Linked DNA regions of Homo sapiens: region 1 is linked to region 2. Evidence: chromatin loops called from intact Hi-C (ENCODE). Cell type or tissue: ascending aorta. All regions are shown on one strand. Each heading gives the region's core, and the rest is flanking DNA. Links, peaks and the distances in the headings are about the cores only. Region 1 has its middle 38 kb from the start of NOX3. Region 2 overlaps NOX3 (NADPH oxidase 3).

Region 1 (9,793 bases), core at 1,171-9,170, 75 kb before region 2:
ACATTGTTTTGTTCTTTTTATTTGTTTTATTCTTCTTACACAGAAAACAAAAATCTCGAGGCTTTGGATTATAAAAACTGCCTTGTTATTCAATAGGCGGTATAATAGCTCCATAAAATGCTCATGTGTAAGCCCTAGAACCTGAAATATGTTGCAAAACACAGCGAAAGGGACCCCGTGATGTAATTAGGTGACAAACTGTAAAATGGGTTGATTATTTTGGATTATCTGAGTGGACCTAATCTAATCACATAAACCCCTAAAATTGAGCAGAGAGGCTGGGCACAGTGGCTTACACCTGTAATTCCAGCACTTTGGGAGGCCAAAACGGGCAGGTCACCTGAGATCAGGAGTTCAAGACCAGTCAGGCCAACATAGTGAAACCCTGTCTCTACTAAAAATACAAAAATTAGCCAGGAGTGGTGGTGGGAGCCTGTAATCCCAGCCACTCGGGAGGCTGAGGGAGGAGAATTTCTTGAACCCAGGAGGCAGAGGTTGTGGTGAGTCAAGGGTGTGCCACTGCACTCCAGCATGGGTGACAGAGCGAGACTCTATCTCAAAAATATATATATAAATTAAAAAAGAAATTTTAAAAAAATTGAGCAGAGAACATTTTTCCAGCTGGAGGCAGCAGAGGTGTACCAGAAAAGAAGCCAGAGGGATTTGAAGCACAAAAGTGACTCAACCTATTGCTCCTGGAGGGGCCTCACATGAATGCATAAGAAGCAATATGGGCAGACTAGGAGCAAAGACTGGCTCCCAAGTGACAGTCAGCAACAAAATAGAGACCTCAGTCCTATAACCACATAGAACGGAGTTCAGCCAACAAACTGTATGAGCCTAAAAGTGGATTCATCTCTCAGTGTCCAGAAAGAATCAGCCTTCTGGACTCTAAGCAGAGGATCTAGCTGAGCTAAACTCTACCCAGACCTCAGACCTTCAGAGCTATGAGATCATACATGCGTATTGTTTAAGTGCTAAATTCATGGTAATTTGTTATAGCAGAAATAGAAAACTAATGTAAATACCAAACTCCCTCTGTAACCACTGATAGACAATTTGTATGAAGCTTTTATATTTGAGGATTCAAGCAATGATGACCCAATAAGCAAACCTGTGGAGATGTTGCCAGTTTTTAATTCAAGTATCAGTTATTTGCCTATAGACATTTGTCTAGTAAATGAAGTAACTTGATGAATAATTGAAACTTTGCTATTTGATACCTTTTCAATTATTCACTAACAAAAGAGAATAACAGTACCATTGCCAGAGAGTTTAGATAAATATTTCTCTCTTGAATTTATTTAACTCTTATACCATGACTACAATGTCAAAGCTATCACAACTGACAGTGAATATTGGAAAACTTCCTTTGAATTATTCTTTTAGGCATTGAACACGAGGTCCACTGTGGGTTAGTGGAGCACACAGGTTAGTATTTGCATCTTGCCCAGGAAATAACCTCATCCTTCTAAAAGGGGCTTTCTTGTTACTTTTGAACTATCCTTCCCAGCTAGCTTCCTAGCTAACTTTTCTTTGAGAATAAAATGTTTTGAAATGTCTAAACAGCAGGATTGACGTATTATCATCTGTGCTTTGGGGAGATGATAATATAACTGATTATTAGTTAATGCATAGCAGATTAGTAACAAACTTTAAGAATGATACTAAAGAACTGCAAAGAGCGGAAACGTCTCTCTAAGGTGCAGTGAGTGATTTGGAATGATCACAATTACTTATTTGCTAGCTCTGAGTCAATACTCCAGAGGAGGAACCTCATCTCAGGATTATTAACATGAGTGAAGAGTTAAGACCTGTTAATATCACAGGACAGTGGCTAGTGATATAAATCACCAATTATATCCTCAGAAGCAGAAGATTCTGCCTTCTTTTTTTTTTTTTTTTTTTTTTTTGAGACAGGGTCTCACTCTGTCTGTCACCCAGGCTGGATTGCAGTGGTGTGATCACAGCCTCTATCTCCCTGGCTCAAGTGATCACCTCAACCTCCTAGGTAGCTAGGACTACAGGCGAATGCCAACAAATCCAGCTAATATTTTATTATTATTATTACTTGTCTTAGAGATACAGTATGGCTATGTTGCCCAAGGTGGTCTCGAACTCCTGGACTCAAGCAATTCTCCTACCTGTGCAACGTAAAGAGATCTCATCTGTACTAAAAATCAAAAAATGAAATAGTCAAGCACGGTAATGCACACCTGTAGTCCCAGCCACGCAGAAGGAAACAACCTAAATGTCGGCCATTGGACAGCCTCTGGTCTACCATGATGTACCTAGAACACAATGGTGCTCTTACAGACCTGTAGAACTACATACCGTGGGCAGAGGGTGATGCTTCAAAGACAAATATTTTCCATGACTACAACATGCAGTATCAGAAACACATCACTGCCAGGTATTCACCTGGCCAAGAGGAAGACAGCCAAGTCTATACCTTTGGTGATGCCTGACTCCTGAGGAAAGAAGGCCCTAGGAAGGCAGGGTGGGGTTTATTCAGCCAGACAGCATGGAGCTACACCAGCCCAAGCCCTCTGTATTAGTAGCTTGGGCTACCATAGCAATGAACCACAGACTGAATGACTGAAACAATAGAAATCCATTTTCTCACAGTTCTGGGTGGCTTGTGGATTGCAGTAGGCATCAGTACTTCATTCCTTTGTATGCTTCTCTGTGTCTTCACGTGGTCTTCCCTCTGTACATGTTTGTGTCCAAATTTCTTGTTCTTAGAAGGACACCAGTTATACTGGATTAGGGCCCACCCTAATGATCTCATTTTAACTTAATTACCTTTTTAAAGGCCCTGTTTCCAAATGCAGCCACAGTTTGAGATACTGGGGGTTAGGCTTTCAACATCAATTTGGGAGATAGGACACCAATTTAGCCTATAATACCTGCTATCAGAGAAAGTCCAGAAGCACCTAAATCTAAAACTAAGTCCCCTTTTTCCTTTCATCCACCTGTCCTGATCTTGTACTGCCCTCTTCCATTCCCATGGCCACAGGACATGGATTTCTTTCGCCCCTTGTCTACCAAAGAATAGATAAACCTCCTAGCTTCCCTCAGATTTCTTTAGCCCTCAAAGATGCTCATGGCCTTCTGAACACTTCTATAGGTTTAAAGAATAGGGCAGTAAACATCCTTTCCCTCTTGCGGAACTTAGATCTTATTAGGAGGGACAAAGTCCCACTGGGAGGTTATTGTATATACAACAGGCCAAAGAAAGATGTACCCAGTTTATTGGGAACAATAGTAACTAACAGTAACATAGAACTTTACCACCAAAACTACATATACATATATCATCACTTTTGATCCCCATGGTAGTTTGTGAGAAAAATAGGACATCCGCAGTTTACAAATAAAGAATCTGAGCTTTAGAGTGTTTCCATGATTTGTCCATGGTTGTTAAGTTAGGTTATACAGTGAGAAAGATCCAGGGCTCTGATTCAGACCCAGGGGTTCTTGGCTCCTAATATTGATCAGATATATTGAGCTGCTGCCTCCCTATTTTAAACAAAAGTGAAGAGGTGGCATTTTTGATTCAGAAAAGGCAAGTGAGCCGGCGAGTGTACTTGCCAGAGAAGTGAAGAACAGATCTGGCCCCGGGAAAAGGGAGGGAAAAGCAAAGCGAGTGGGCTTCAATAATCAGGAAACACCGAGCTCCAACCGTGAGGGGAAAAGGCAGGCTTCTCCTCTCCCCACCTCTGCTGGCCTGAGGGTCACCAGACAAAAATTGGAAGTACTAGCTTAAGGGGAAGGGAGAGAAGAACGGCACGCAGAGGTGCCTAGGCTTCCTCCAAACCAAGTTTCCAAAAGGAAAGAGGGCAGAAACTATCCAAAGACATGGCTGCTGTCTTGCTAACCCCATGACCACAAGGGAGCAGGCTTGGAGCGCTGTTTCAGGCATTCCCCCAGGATTCTTCTTAATTTGCAGCCTGTGTGTGTCAAGCCTGGGTCTGCTTGCAGCCTGTTTACAGAAGAAATGGTCTGAGGAAGATAAACCTAAGGAGAAATCCTCACATCAAAATATTTTGTGTTGAAAGAAATTGCACAACCCTTCCCCCTGTCCTCCGGAAAGGCTTTTTATTTTCTAAAGGGCATGTTGCTTAAATGGCTCCAACCAAGGCTGCACAGAGCTCTTCAAAGGCCTTCTCTGGCTGCCCTTGGGAGACGGTGCCAAAACACATTAGATTTTGAAGCTCTAATTTGAAAAAATGTTTCTAATTCAGATCTCAGTTTCCTTTAGTAAATTTCATAGTATTATTTCTCATTATACCTCCTCTTGGCACTATATATAATCCTATCCTTCTTTTTACCCTTCAGCTGGCAGTCAAGAGGTATTGCATCTATCCAATTCATCACTTAGCTAAGACATGTAAAGCATATTGAGTTATTTTAGCCACTTTCTTCAGGCTTAAGTTCTTAATATGATCACTTTATCGTCCTCAGCACTCTTCTGGCAAACGATCTCAAAATTGCGAGGAATTTTAAAGATCGCTTTAGTCCAGCCACCCAATTGATATCTAAATCCCATCTACCCAGCAGACCAGTGAAACAAACTCCATGGTTACTCAGGCTTCAGGTAACTCAATACTTTGTGAACTGACCCTTTATTTATTTGAGGAGCAGAAGTATATTTTCTTATACTTCTTTCTTCTGGTGGGGAAAAAAACATCTGTTACTTCCAACCATTGTTCCGTGCTCTGAAGTTGAAACAGAAGTCTATGGTTTACAGATATAGCCAATCAAATATTAAAAATAACATTCAAATTCATTGAATATCCCAAGACGCTAGCTAAAATTAGGTAGTAAGTATGTGCGTTAGTTTTAACTATGAATTAAGCCATTTGTTTACTTATCTATTCATCAACTTGACTGGAAAGCACAAAGAAAACATCAAGGTGTTATTTCCTGAAAGTACTCCATTCTTCCCAATGCCTTCTTTTGGTCACTGCCTTACTTGTTCAAGGAGAGCCCTTACTTTCTCTATCATTTACCTATAATATTTTTTTAAATCCCTACTAGGTGGTTGGTAAGAAATATAATGTGAATTTGGACTAATAAGTGAATATGGACTAATTTGGGCTAATAAGTGAATATAACAGAGTGACTTAGCCTTTTCTGATATTATTATATTTTATCAGAGACCTTCAATATTTAACATAAGTACATGATGTTGCAAGCATCAGGTGACCTAGAAGTTTGAAAGGAGTGAGACTTTGAGTCTGGAAAGTGCTTTTGACCTTTTTAAAAGTAAACTTTATTTGTCTAGCCTAGAGCCAGTGCTGGAAAATACTAGTAATATGTCTCCGGTCCTAGAATAAATCCACATTTCAATGTTGAAAGAACTGCTTACATTATTTGCTTGGGGAGATGACTCAAGACGTCTGGCATAAGCCGCAAAACAGCTCAGGCGAATTGAATTTGCATGTAGGAAGTAAGAGGCTTACCATAAGCATTCTTCTGTGATTACTCACATAGTCAAGGGAAGAAAACTCCTGACTAAATTTTTGCACTCATTTTTAGAAATCCCTTTATTGTAAGGATGGAGAGATCCACTAGCTCAGTTGTCTTTCTATCAAGGAAGGACACTTAAACCTCCCTTGACTGGTGAGAGGTTAAGGATCTCCCAGGAAGGAAATGCCACTGCTTCTTGTGATTGTCTTTGCCAATGTACCATTAAAAATAAGACTGTGTGTCTCCTTGCCCCTCTTGCCCTGATTCCAACCCCTCTGAGTCTCCCTTTTTCTCTTCTTTTCAGAATGCCATTTTCACTCTCCTGACCCTCCTCCCCCCATCCACACCCCACCCCAGATTAATCTTTGCCAAGTGTGTTAGTCCATTTTCATACTACTATGAAGAAATACCCAAGACTGGGTAATTTGTAAAGAAAAGAGGTTTAATGGACTCACAGAGAGGAGGCCTCACAAGCATGGTGGAAGGCGAAGGAGGAGCAAAGTCACATCTTACATGGTGGCAGGCAAGAGAGCATGTGCAGGGGAACTGCGCTTTATAAAACCATCAGATCTTATGAGATTTATTCACTATCATGAGTACAGCATGGGAAAAACCTGCCCCCCTGATTCAATTACCTCCCACCAGTCCCTTCTACGACACCTGGGGATTATGGGAGCTATTTAATACAATTAAATAGGAGCTCTGGGTGGGGACACAGCCAAACCACATCACCAAGCAAGCTCTGGTCTGCTCAGAGTTCCAGTGACTCTATTTGCTTCCAGAATAAAAACCAAACTTACCTGGTGCTCCAGATTCTTCACCAGCCACCTTAATCCTACATTTTTAGGCTGACATCCCACACTCTCTTCACAAATCCTCTGACTTTGGCAAAGCTAACCATTGTGCCCACCTGCAGTGATGCAACCCTTTTCACACCAGCTCCTGGTGTCCTGCCAGCCTGAGAGTTCTTCCACACTTGCTTCCATGTGAGCGTGCCCTACCCGCCTTTAGCACGAATGCTTCCATGAAGATTTATTTGCTACTGCTCATGATTTCTCCTCCTAAACCCTTGGGGAATTGTGTTTTTTCCTTTCTTGTGATAGGTACATGGTCTAACTTGCACTGTTTTACCATCTTCCTCCCTGACTACATGCTCTCCTATAGCAGAGCCTAGTACCATGTCTTGCATCCAGTAGTGCTCAATAAGTGCTTATCAGATAGCATCAAACATTGGCCAGTAACCTGAGTTTATTCTCAGACTCAGATGCCAATGAAAAGAAATCAAGAAAGACTAAATGGCATATGTGCATGTTCATTTTAGCTCTTTTCAGAATATTGACCTTGATCACTTAATTCAAGGGAGTTTTGTGGTTATATCACTGAGTCCATTGTTATGTACATATGTGGCGATTAGAAGAAAAGGAAAAAAGTTCATACTTGCCTTCATCAAGTTTTAGTGCTGATAAACCATGCTAGAAACTATTCACATTTCCCTTGCTGCTGGCTCCCTCACCACTTTTTATTCCATTGGTGCTATTGTATCCCACTTAACATTTGTATGCTGTTCTCTTGAAGTCTTTGGAGTTCTTGCAGAGTATCACAATGCCTTATAATCAGTTAGAAAAATGGAACAATTCAATTTCCCACCAACATAACTCTGGGTAATCCTCCTTTGCTGCTAATTCTAAAAAGGACTGGAAAACACACACAAAAAAAATCACAGTGCTATTTCCTGAAATAATTCCATTCTCTCTGATGCCTCCTCCAAAGTGGCAGCAGAAGCAGAAGAAACAAGGTGATCTTCCAGGAGCTAATGGTAGTGCCACCATCCAGGACTGTAATAATTGAGCGTTAATGTCCTGAGCTGTTGCTTGTCATAAATCCTCTATATGTAAAACTCGAGCCTCTGCTACGCAAGATTAATGGTTAGTAGTGTATATAATATTTATTAAACCTCTTTTTATGTTGCTTGGCAATCTGTGCTACCATCAAACAAGTTGAAATAATTGACATTTAGCACATCAACCTGCTTTTGACTGAGAAGCATGACATTCATGTAGATAGTAAACATTTGGCAATTGCTGTAAATGTCTCCAAATTTAACGTCATGACCTTTTCTCAGGTAAATGTTTTTGGATAAAATGTAAATAATGATTCACTGTATGTCAAATACCACAGTATGTCAAATACTGTGCAATGTCAAGTTTACTGTCTTGTTACCCTCCAGAGGTTCATAGATTGGTTGACCTGTTGCATCTTTCAGTAAGTTTTATAGGAAAACTCACTATTATTTATTATAATTCATTGGGTTTCCCTACTTTGCCCTCACAATATTTCTGATTAAGAAGAAGTGTGGTTTGGTTTCACCATATAATTAAATGAAACTTGGCATTTTAAAAATCCATACTCCAGCATGAAAAAATTAATACTATTTCAGTGGCCTCAAAGCACAAGGATGCATAACATGCCATAGGATCTCTGGAAGCAGTCACTTTGAATGGGCAAGTGGAAGTAGCACTAACAGATTCAAGGGGCCCATCCTTTCACCTTCCAAGATCTCTGGGCTCTTCTCCAATCATATAACAAATGCTAATGTTATGAAAGCATAATGTAGCTACATCTGATTGTGCTACTCTACAAAAATTCATCTTCATTGATCAGTGTGAAAGGATTGCTCTAAATAATAGTCCAATAGTTCCTTCCAACTGACTACTACATTTAAGTGGTTTCCCTAAGAGGAACTAGACTTTTCCATGATGCTCACTTAGTACACACCAAGTATAAATGGAATTTTTTATGCATCTTCCATTCTTTTAGTTTAATAAAGTAACCCAGACAGAGTATTTTGCAACTGTCGACGTGATTCAGTTACAGTCTGTTAATATAGCAATAGAAATAGATATGTGTTGATGTGCTAACAATAAAATCAAATCTATTTAAATTTTTTTTTCAAAGATAAGATAGGCATTTAGGTCTAATTCCTAGAAAGATTTCTGGAAACTCATATAATCAGTTAAAAATAAAAAGGTATGAAGACCCATTGTGTACCTGATATTCACTTTGCATTTTGAGTATCTTTTTTTTTTAACATTCCTTTGACAGAATTTTCCTGAGTGCCTACTAAGAGAAAAAGGCAACTCTAGACATTGCTACTTCAGTTCTGAAGAAAACACCAAGGTGTCCTCCATCTTAAAGCCTACACCCTGGGAAAAACTTTATATTTGTCTTCTCTTTGTTTCCACAACACTAACTGGGAGTTAAAGCTATTGATACTTTAGAGACCATTTTTTCCAACACCCTCGTTTCGGACATGGAGAGTTTTAGTCTCAGAATTTATATATGACTTGTCCAAAGTTGCATACTTCCAGTGGCAGATTAAAGTAAGAACTAAGTTCTCCTGCTTCCTAGGGAACTTCACACTCTACCTACTTCATTCTCGAATCCACTTACAATTGGATTGCAGCTGATAGAAAAGTTTGAAAAAAATTATCCAAATTCTCATGTAATTGCCACTACCTGAAGACACAACAAACTCTGTCTGTGCATTTTAATATCTCTTAGGAGTAATGTTAGATTGTGGGTAAAAATAATAATGATGACAATAATCTTATCAAAAATTTGTATAATGCCTATTAGCTTCTAGATCTATTTCTGAGTCTTTTGCGTACATGAATACATTGAATCCTCACAACAACCTTATAAGGTACGTATTGCTATTACCCCCACTTTACAGATGAAAAATTTATTAGGCACAGAGAGGTAAAGAAACATGCTCTTAAAATGTTCATCAAGTTAATGAGTCAGTGCAGCCATTAAAAAGAATGAGCTTACCATGTGCACTGATGTTGTAAGATTTCTGCAGTACATTGTAAAGTGAAAAATACGTATTTATCTATGTGTATAAATATATGTACATACATATACACACATAGGTGTATGACACTATTGTTTATTGTAATCACCAGAGAACTTTGTCAAAATATACTATCCAGAGCTCTAAAAAATCAGAATGTCCCAGCATGGAGGTTACACCTGCGGATTCATAAATAGATCCTAACAAGTACTACTGGTTAAGATTGCCACCCTGGTGCAACTCAACTCAGCAGGCAAATGGGGTTCTAGTTAACTAAGTAGAATAAATCATATTAAATTATAAAGTCCAATACTCTTAAAATTCTCCAGATATATTTATTTTTAAAGCTACAGATATATCTCACATCATGTGCAAAAAATATACACATAACCAGAAGCAAAAGTTGGTACCCCTTGCTGACCCTGGACATCCATGAAATCTCTCATGTCACCAGTATGCCAGAAA
Region 2 (9,793 bases), core at 734-8,733:
CCTAATTACCACAGATTTTGAGTCAGTATAATCTAAAATAATGGGTTTTAGAAGTTCCACATAACTGACAAATGACTTCAAAATTATATTTATTCCAAATGAATAGCTTCCATTAGACTAAAATTACATAAACCTACTAAGATGTGTGACCAAATGTAAACAGGGGAGAATGACATTAGGAAGAGGAAATAGAAGCCTGCTAAGCTTCCTTGATGCTTCCAGATTTTTCCCTCTGATGGCAGCTGGGGTGGAAAGGGAAATAGCTCTTCCAGCAGCCTCAATGATACTTGGAGCCAAAACAAGCTTCTAAGCGCTGTAAGGAGAGCATGCCACATGGACGAGGCCTGAGCTATAGCGAGAGATGTCAGGCTTTGTCCTTCCATGAACAGTGCCTGGGCCAGGACAACCTCGTTGTCTCCCAATAAGGCAGAGCTGGAAATCCTCATGCTAACCCCAGGCTCTCCAAATAGGGCATTTTCAGGCACAGAGTCAACCTCTGCATGCACTGGCAAACACGTCCTGTAAAAAGCACCAGCTCCGGATGGTTCTGGGTTCACGAGCAAGGTGTTCTGAAGGTCAAATAGGCTGCATTCCTCTATGATTCCAGGCTGGCAGTGGACGGGCCCTTTGGAACTGCCCTGACAGATGTATTTCACTACCCAGTGTGTGTGTGCGTTGCCGCGGGGATCGGAGTCACTCCCTTCGCTGCTCTTCTGAAATCTATATGGTACAAATGCAGTGAGGCACAGACCCCACTGAAGCTGAGCAAGGTACGGAAAAATCATTAGTTCACCCTTCCATGGATTAAAAGGTTCAATGTCCTTATATCTATCATCTGCCGATTCTTGGGGAGGATTTTAATTAACTATGAGGGATAAACTCAAGGATCCTTAACTATACTTATGTTCTTAAAAATCTCCACTCAGTATTACATTTATGAGTAGGGTTATGTCTAATCTTGTTAAAGATGACAAGACATAAATTTTATTGCTTCATTGCCATTACAGGACATGTAATTGCTCATCTCAGTAAAATATGGACAGGCTGCAAATGGCTATGTGACTGGGTGGCAGTTCGCAATATTAAGAGGCAACCTCTCCTTAGTCTCTTTAGCTTCAGACTGTGGTTGCAAGTGTACAATTCGATGTCCTCCTCTCGTGGACTCAGTCCTAACAAGAAGCCACAATTGGGATTTATTGGCCGGCTTGCTGTGGGGTGGCCATCCCGCTCTGAATCTCCCTTTTGTCATTTCCTGTATGTTTTACAACTAGATGCCTCTAGAATTTCTTTCCGTCCTTTGTCGTATCTAGACACTCCATCCGATACTTGGACCCTCTTAGGACCAGCAGCAGGCACTAGAGCAATGGTAGGCAAAGAGCCCTGATAACCCAAAGCCGTATGAATGCAGGAGGAGTGAGGATGGCAGACGAGCTTGGTGCTGGGCCGTCCTGCATATCTTCTCTGCTTAACCCTTTGTCCACAGTGTCCTCATCTATCAAAGGGAGACGCTTGACTTAACCACCAGGTCTCAATGTGTAAACCATGGGACATCTGTCACCTGACATGATCCACTAGAGAGAATTCCGTAGTCAAAGGAACTTAAGCAACGCTCCTGCAACATCCCACTCTAGAAGACATCATCCACTAGCCATTAAATAAGTTCTGCGGGGGTGGGGCGCAGTAGCTCATGCCTGTAACCCCAGCACTTTGGGAGATTGAAGTGGGAGGATCACTTGAGGCCAGGAGTTTGACGCTAGACCAGCCCGGGCCGCATAGAGAGACATCATCTCTGCAAGAAAATTAAATATTAGGGAGTTCAAAGCAGTGAGCCGTGATCGCACCACTGCACTCCAGCCTGGGCAACAGAGCGAGACTCTGTCTCTAAAAAAAGTTCCGCAGAAAAGATCCTCATTCAGTTTTGTTTCATCTATCTTTCCCAAGCTTATTTAGCTACAGAACCTTTCCTCACCTAACACCTATCAAGAATTCGTATTCTGTGAAGCATCCCAGGCAATGAGGGCTAGAAGATCTCTAAACTCGGGTCTCTGCCAACTAAGAAACAGCAGTTAACTATTTCATGAGTTTCCAAGTGACAGGTCCTTGACATACATTTTCTCATTTGAATTTTTTAATCTCCCCAACAACCTTATAAAGTAAGTAACACAAGGCCTGTTTTCCAGGTAAGGAACCTGAAGCTTGGAGAGATTAAATTGATTTTCCTGAAAAGACATGGGTAATCAAAGGCAGAATCAGGATTCAAACTTAGGTTCATCTGGCTCTTTCCATGACAAAACCAACACATGGTAGACGTGACCCCCAGCTCCTCCTGCAACCCTGGAGCAATATTTTAGGAAGACGGTGGGATTCCTGCTCATAGAATCGGCACCTGAATTTTGCTGTCATCAAAGAACATGCCTGATTCCACCCTGACTGAAATACTGCCTGCAGTTCACCTCTCTGAGCTGAGTTTCCTGATCCACATAACGGAGAAATAAGAATCCATATCCAACAGGGAGTTTTAATGCTAAATAAGACAAATAATATGGAAATATTACCATAGAAATGTGTATACAGAAATATAGATGATTATCTAAATGCTGATTGTATCTACCAAAGGTATAAATAGGTTACCAGTACTGCTATTACTAATGGCCTAGATTTATCAAGCACTGACTACCTAACAGGAAGGAAACTGGGCATTTTACATGCACTATCTCATGCCATCTTTTCGTCATACTTATCATTTTTATTCCCATTTTACAGATGAGAAAACTAAGGCCTGATCACAAAGCTAATAGAAATGACAGTCATTTTACTAAATGCTCATAATAGCTCATTCAGATAGGTAATATTCTCAATACTGATGAGGACCCTGACACACAGAGAGCTAAATAATACTAGAACTAGAGTTTGAATCTAGATCCTTCTGGCACCAAAGCTCATCTTCTTTCCTCTACGCCATAATATATTTAACAAAGCAAGCAAAACAGTGACTGGGATATTTGGACCTCACAGCAATGCTTTGTTTTGGTTCGTGATGATTTTTCAGCCACCCTAAGTTCTTCCTTCCCTCTTGCTGCCTACCAAGTAAATCCCACTCAGAGAGGTGGCTCACTGCTTCATGGTTTCCACGACACTAAAAGTCACTTCATGCTTCACAGGAAGATGGTGGTGGATAGCGTGTCTCATTTTCATTCACTCACTAATCCAACTAATATTTCAAGTCCTGCTCAGAGACATGCAAAGTCTCATTGTCATTACACCCGACTCACAATCACCTCCCCCTTCTCTTAACCTCCACCACTCCTTTGCTGCCCTACTGTTATGTCACATATCTTTCCTGTATTAAGATTCGTGAAATAATCTTATTTTCTCTAACAGACTGTGAGTTCCTTGAACATAGCTTCTCTGGATATCTTCATACATATATATATATACACATACAACATGTGATAACTATATATATAGTAAAAATATTGAATAAATCAATGAGTGAATAAATGTCTACATGTCCAAAAAGAATAAACAATGGCTTCTGTACACAATTTTCTTTAAAATTTAAGGGTATTAAGGTTTTGTTTATGTAACCAAAAAAATTCTTCAATGATTTTTACTAAATTCCAATTATTTTACTAGGAATATAGAGGAAAAATCTTATAAGAACCCCCAAAAATTTTAAAATTCATACAGGAGCCTACAAAATCTTAATTTTGCCTCCTTTCTCAGCATTCCATTGTCATTCCTGGGCTCTGCTTGTGGCGTTTCTCAAGGCTTTCAGCACTGCAGTCACCACAAAACCATAAAATAGGGACATTGATCTCTATTCCAAGAAACAGAAACAGTAGAGTAAAAAATATAAAAGCAATGTTTTCATCGCTTATAAAAATGTGAGGGACTATTTGGACACGACTCAGGTGAAAATAAGGGCAGAAATAATGTCATATGGGAGAAAGGAAGCTAAAGTGTGGAATCATAAAATAACTTAAAGGTCCTAATCTCCTAGCTTTGCATAGGACCATGAAAGTCAGTATCTGCACCTCGAGCGGAGATGATTTGTCCAAAGTCACCCAGCTTGTTCACCACTGAGTCAGGACCTGAGCATGTGTTTCTGATTTCTGCTTCAAAGTTCTTTCATGGAAGAAGTGAGGTTTTCATGCTATTGAAAGTTTGGGCTGAAAATTACAGTTCAGATCCAATTCCTTAAGCGTCTGCAGGCATGAGAACAGGTTTAGGAAGTTTCTCTCTTTTAAAGCAACTTTGTGTTGGTTTGAGTATAGCTACTATTAGGCTTATGTAACTAATATTTGTCAGGGCTACCTACATGCTTTTGAGATATAAAGACTACTCCTTCCACTAAACTGTCAGAGTCTATATAATTTTTGAAGTGCCACAGAGCAAAGCAGTACATATTTATCTAACGGTGTCTTCACAATTTTAAGTCTGGACTATAGTTTTCAGATTGTCCTCTTTTGTAATAAGGAAGGAAAGGACAACTCGCATAGGCGTTGAGAGCCAGAATTTTAAGCTTAAATGGTTAACTGCGATTAGGTGGGATTTTTTTTTCCTCCATGTGTAAAAACACTGGTTGGCATAAGGCATACATTTTTACACACAAAACTCAAGTTGCAAGTCTATAGGAAAAAATGTGCACCAAAGTTTTCTCAATTGTCACCGTTGCAAACTAGAACTTCTTTACCCTTCTCCTCTGTTGCATTATTCTAGAAAACTTCTAAGTAAAATGCAGGAGCACAACCAATAAGGCGCCTGCCACTTCCTCAGTGGGAAGCGTCATAAGTAGTACTTTCCATTTGAAGCTGATGTCTTAAAATATCTTTGTTTCTAAGTACTTTTGTTTTGAAAGATCTGGGAGGGGGCGGGGAGTGGAAGGGGAGGGGGAAGAATGGGCAGGAGGGGATTTCCCAAGAAGGCCAAATAACAAGAAGTATAATGATGGCTTGCTGTGATGAAAATGGAAAAAAGTTGTAATACATGAAAGAAATATTTTCAACGCAGAAGTAAGAGCCAAACTTCACTGAGTTGAAGGCAGCTGAGAACGCTGTGCCCCTGTGGGATGAGGGAAGGCTGAGGGTGGTTGAGAATTCTCTGTGATGCAATATGGAGGAAGCTGAATGCTGGGGGTGAAAAATGCCCTCTAGCAATAAAGTCCTCCACCTCCTGCCTAACGGGTATGATTAATTCTACATCACACTCAATTTGTGAAAAGAGCTCTTGAAAAAAAATTAGGACGGTTTGCTTGTGCAAACTGTCAAAATGATGAATGAAATAGGTGTGTATGAATGGGGAGGGAGGGGGAGGATTGCTGACATAAATAGATTGGCTTACACATTTTAGTTCTCCCTAATATCACAGCTGTGCAGTCAGGACTGAGACAACTGCCAACTGCAAGATGCGGTTCGTTTTCTTAACTGCATATGTAGTCTTCAGACTACGATACAACAGATTATACAAGAACTGAGATAATCTCATTTCTTCATAAATTGTCTTCCTTCATCAGCTCCATAATATATAACCATGATAATGGGTATTTATAGTGTGTCCCATGCAAAATGGCCTTTGGGTTCTTAACCTAATATAATAAACAGATAATTCAAATAAAAAGACAGCACGGGCCAGTGGGAACAAGGGAAAGAGGCCAAAAAAGACAAAAAATCCATACTCTACTAAAATATATTAATAAAACAAAGGAGGGCCTGCTCTCTTTTCTAGTGAATGAAAAATGCATTTAATTTAATCTGTTTACTTTGAGAAATTATTTACTTTCACTTTCCCTCACACTGGAGCTCTGACTACTCCTGGAACTGATCATCTCTACTAATCACCAAGATTCCTGCCATCAGTTGGCCTCTTTAGGAGGGGCCATTCATGCTTCTCCTAAAGAAATGTATGCTTCTTGTCTTTCCTCGGAGGGCCTCAAAAGGCCTCAGTACCCCATCAGCCCTCACCATTGCTCTGTGCGGAAGTGACCAGTATTAATATGTTTAATATCTTGGTTTATTAACCACAGATTGCGTGACTACAGTCTTCTTGCAAAAGAGTCCAATGAAATACACAAACATTTTAAAATCTCCCTTCACCTCCCTCCCCAAACTAAACACCTCCCCAACTTTGCTCCCTAAGAAACTCACCATTAAACAGTTGAATATGTCTCATTCCATTCCTTTTCCATGCATTTATATGCATATACCTATACACATTCATGCATAAATAGGGGTGTGTGTGTGTAGAAGGCAGAGGAAGTGTAATTTGTTTTGTTTTTCATTAAAGCATAACTTCGGGCACCGTCAGTGTCAATACCTGATGATCTATTTCATTTTGTTTGGTGTCTTTAGAGTATTCCATAGTGTGGATAGGCCACAATTTATGGAATCATTCTGCTATTAAATAATGTTTCAGGCCAGGTGTGGTGGCTCACACCTGCAATCCCAGCATTTTGGGAGGTCGAGGTGGGCGGAACACCTGAGGCCAGGAGTTGGAGACCAGCCTGACCAACATGGCAAAACCCCATCTCTACTAAAAATACAAAAATTAGCCGGGCGTGGTGTCAGGTGCCTGTAATCCCAGCTACTCGGGAGGCTGAGGCATAAGAATTGCTTGAACCTGGGAGGTGGAGGTTGCAGTGAACTGAGATTGCACCACTGCACTCCAGCCTGGAGGATAGCGCGAGACTCCGTCTCAAAAAAAAAAAAAAAAAAAAAAAAGAATGTTTCAGATGTTTCAGTTGTCCAACAAGGATTATTAACTGTAATTAGACCAAACGGAGGCCCAAAAGAGATCAGTCCTCAGCCACAGGGCGAAGTAGCAATATAGTCATGAAATAGTTAACATTGAGGATAATCACATTCAGAAAATGTCTTAAGGATGAAAAATTATTGACAAAGCCTGGTCTTGGCCTTATAATGGTTCACCAGAAAAACAATTTTATAACTGTATCACTTTAAACTAGAACTTTTACACATTAGGTAGGCTTATCATTAAGAAGAAATATTTCTTCTTTTATTTCTTCTTATTTGCTATTGTATTAATCCAGGATTCCCTTAACAAAAACAAAATAAAAACCAGGACAATAAGAGTGATCATTTATTGAGGAGGTAATATATTTTCTAAACACCAGTCTTTATCTTTTCACAGAGAGAAATTCTCCTTTTGGAAAATGATCCTGATTCCCCTCTATGCAGAGCTTCTGTCATCCTGCTGGTTTCAAGCTTCTGTCTGTTCTGTTCTTTCTTTTGCACAGTGTGGGGTACAGAGGCGTGCTGCCCAGCAGGAGGCAGGTGGCACTGCAAGCCACTGCCCTTCTCCTTGAGGAGGCGATGGTCAAGGTGGGCCCCTGGCTCCCTGTAAAACGCCTCTAGGTGAGTTTAGCACACACCGAGCCTGGTGAGGGGCTTCCCCTTCATGGAGCACATCTTCATGATGAATGCTGAGATTCTGCTTCTGACACTGGTGCTAGAGGTCAAGTTTGGCTTCCCTTCTCAGTGACCAGGAGTGACCAGTGGGAACACATGCCAAGCAAGGCGCATGTCCCTCTTTGCTCTATAATATACTGTCTTCATTCTTCATTCTCTAAGCTCCTCCAAATGACAAACAAGGATAGTAACAATAGCAGCTAACATCTTCTGAGCACTTACTGTGTCTGCCAGACGTTGCATTAAATGCTTCAGTAAAACATATCCTTTCATCCTCACAATAACCTCAGGAGCTATTGTTCTGTGTTTATTGCCATTTTACATACGCAGTAATCTAGGTTGGAGTTAAATAACTTTTGCCCAGTTGCACAAGTTATTTGCAACTTCTACCTGCATGGTGAAGCCAGCAGCAGTCTACCACAGCAGATGGGCTTCATAGGCTCACAACGCTGAGCTGTTGTACCATGCTACACTATATCCTAAACCTGTATTCTTGTGTACACTTTCCTTGTTTAGAGGGGTTCTGGGCCATAAATAAATACATAGGTAAATAATTTTTTTTCTGTTTCATTCTCTGGAAATTTATTTTGGATATAAAGACATACAGATTGCATTTGTGAAAGTGCCCTCTGCCTGTGTTCATGGATATCTATTCAAGATACGGCACAAGTTTTGGAGATGTAATCGCCTGAAAGCATCCAACTTTGATTAGAGAGTCTGAGCTCTCATAGTAACACAGATTGGTAGTGCTTCTCAATTCATTTTCTGAAACTGTTTATCAAAATTTAGCACAGTTCCATTTCCTACTGGCCCCAGACCTCTTTGACCTGGTCCCTATGTGCTGCTGAAGAATTCTTAAAGAGAAGCCTTGGCTTGGGAAAACATGAAAATGAGAAGGGACACACAGAGAGCCCAAACTTGTGACTGTCGCTCAGACCCAAGCCCCTTGCAAATGGACATGGCTGAGTTTGGGCTGATCATTAGCGCTTGGGAATGATGTGAAACTAAGGTCTATGACGGGCCACATGCACACAGAAACCCTCAACGCCATGACAGTCCCAGAGTGGTCTCCCAAAACATCTAGGCATCCACTATATCTACAAGAATGTGGCTGGGCACGATGGCTCATGCTGGTAATCCCAGCGCTTTGGGAGGCCGAGGTGGGTGGATCACTTGAGGTCAGGAGTTCGAGACCAGCATGGCCAACATGGTGAAATCCCATCTCTACTAAAAAATAAAAACTTCGTCGTGCATGGTGGCACATGCCTGTAATCCCAGCTACTTGGGAAGCTGAGGCAGGAGAATCACTTGAACCCGGGAGGTGGAGGTTGCAGTGAGCCAAGATCCCACCATTGCACTCCAGCCTGGGCAACAGAGAGAGACTCCCTCTCAAAAAAAAAAAAAAAAAAAAAAGAAAGAAAAGAAAAGAAAAAAAAGTGTTGGATGAGTCCTGTAAAAAAAAATAATTTTATTACTATGAAAGTTCAGAACTTTTGTTATTTTACTGAGAATGACTTTCTATTTAATAAAATCTTTTAAAGTAAACTCAGGTATTTTTGGTCTCTGAGATCAGCTATGAAATTCTGAAAAGGCATGCTTTCTACAGGTAGCTGATTTCAGGGTTGTTTTATTTTTGGAGACTAAGGTGGGGTGAGCATTGGAAAGCACAGATCACAGAGTTGTAGCCTATTGTTTGGGATACTTGGTCTCTCATTGACCAGGTCCTTTCTCATGGGCGAAATGCAGACTTGGAACTCTTATGTCCCTTCCCAGTGAGTGTCCCCCACCATTAGAAAGATGAAAGAAAGTCAAAGTAAATACCTTTTGCTTCTGTTCAAAGTCCCTTTCTTTCTTTTTCTGCCTGAAACACTTCTACTGAGCCTATCCATTTTTCCTCCATAGCCTCTTACACCAAAGCTGCCCAGTGTCACTTACAAGTCAATTACGGAGGGAAAAACACACAAAGCCATTACGAGGAAGCAAAAAGTATAAAAGGCTTGACAAACCCTAAGGACGCTGACATGCAGCTAGGCCACGAGAAAGTAAGGAAGGATTTCTATTTGAAAAGATAAAGTTTCATGTACGGAGGAAGCTAAGATGGGGATAGTTTTCAAGAAAGGACGACTGGGACTAGATTTGAAATTGGAGGATTTTTTTATAAAGCAAATGTTCTGGTTTATTATCCATCTATGAATGTGTTTTAAGCATGTTCCTTAAAGAATGGGAAAGAGAGAAAATAAATCAATGATATTTGCTCTATGCCCAATGCCAACTCTGAGATGAAACAGGCTACCAAGGCCAGGGAGGAGGGGGTCATGCATAGGTGAGCACTGCATTAATTCAGCCAGTAGATTTTTCATTTCCAC

Evidence for each region. A loop is a pair of places that touch in the nucleus more often than their neighbours do. Peaks named below come from ENCODE experiments on the same cell type or tissue, not always from the same donor. Only the 100,000 strongest peaks of a DNase experiment are listed, where the experiment ranks them.
Region 1: a loop joins it to region 2, with 5 times the contacts of the local background. A loop is called at or near these places in 3 of 110 quality-filtered maps.

What each region holds. Positions count from the first base shown.
Region 1 is chr6:155,489,428-155,499,220 of GRCh38, reverse strand. No RefSeq gene overlaps it. Among named protein-coding and RNA genes, the nearest start is that of NOX3, 38 kb to the right of the region's middle. In ascending aorta, for the core only: no CTCF peak of the experiment used is centred there; DNase peaks (open chromatin) are centred at 3,970 and 5,410; H3K27ac peaks cover 4,460 bases.
Region 2 is chr6:155,413,671-155,423,463 of GRCh38, reverse strand. NOX3 (NADPH oxidase 3) reads left to right here. Exons shown (of 14, transcript NM_015718.3): 10 at 608-770. Among named protein-coding and RNA genes, the nearest start is that of NOX3, 37 kb to the left of the region's middle. RefSeq lists enhancers at 4,853-4,912, 5,013-5,162. In ascending aorta, for the core only: no CTCF peak of the experiment used is centred there; a DNase peak (open chromatin) is centred at 4,963; H3K4me3 peaks cover 1,099 bases; H3K27ac peaks cover 1,452 bases.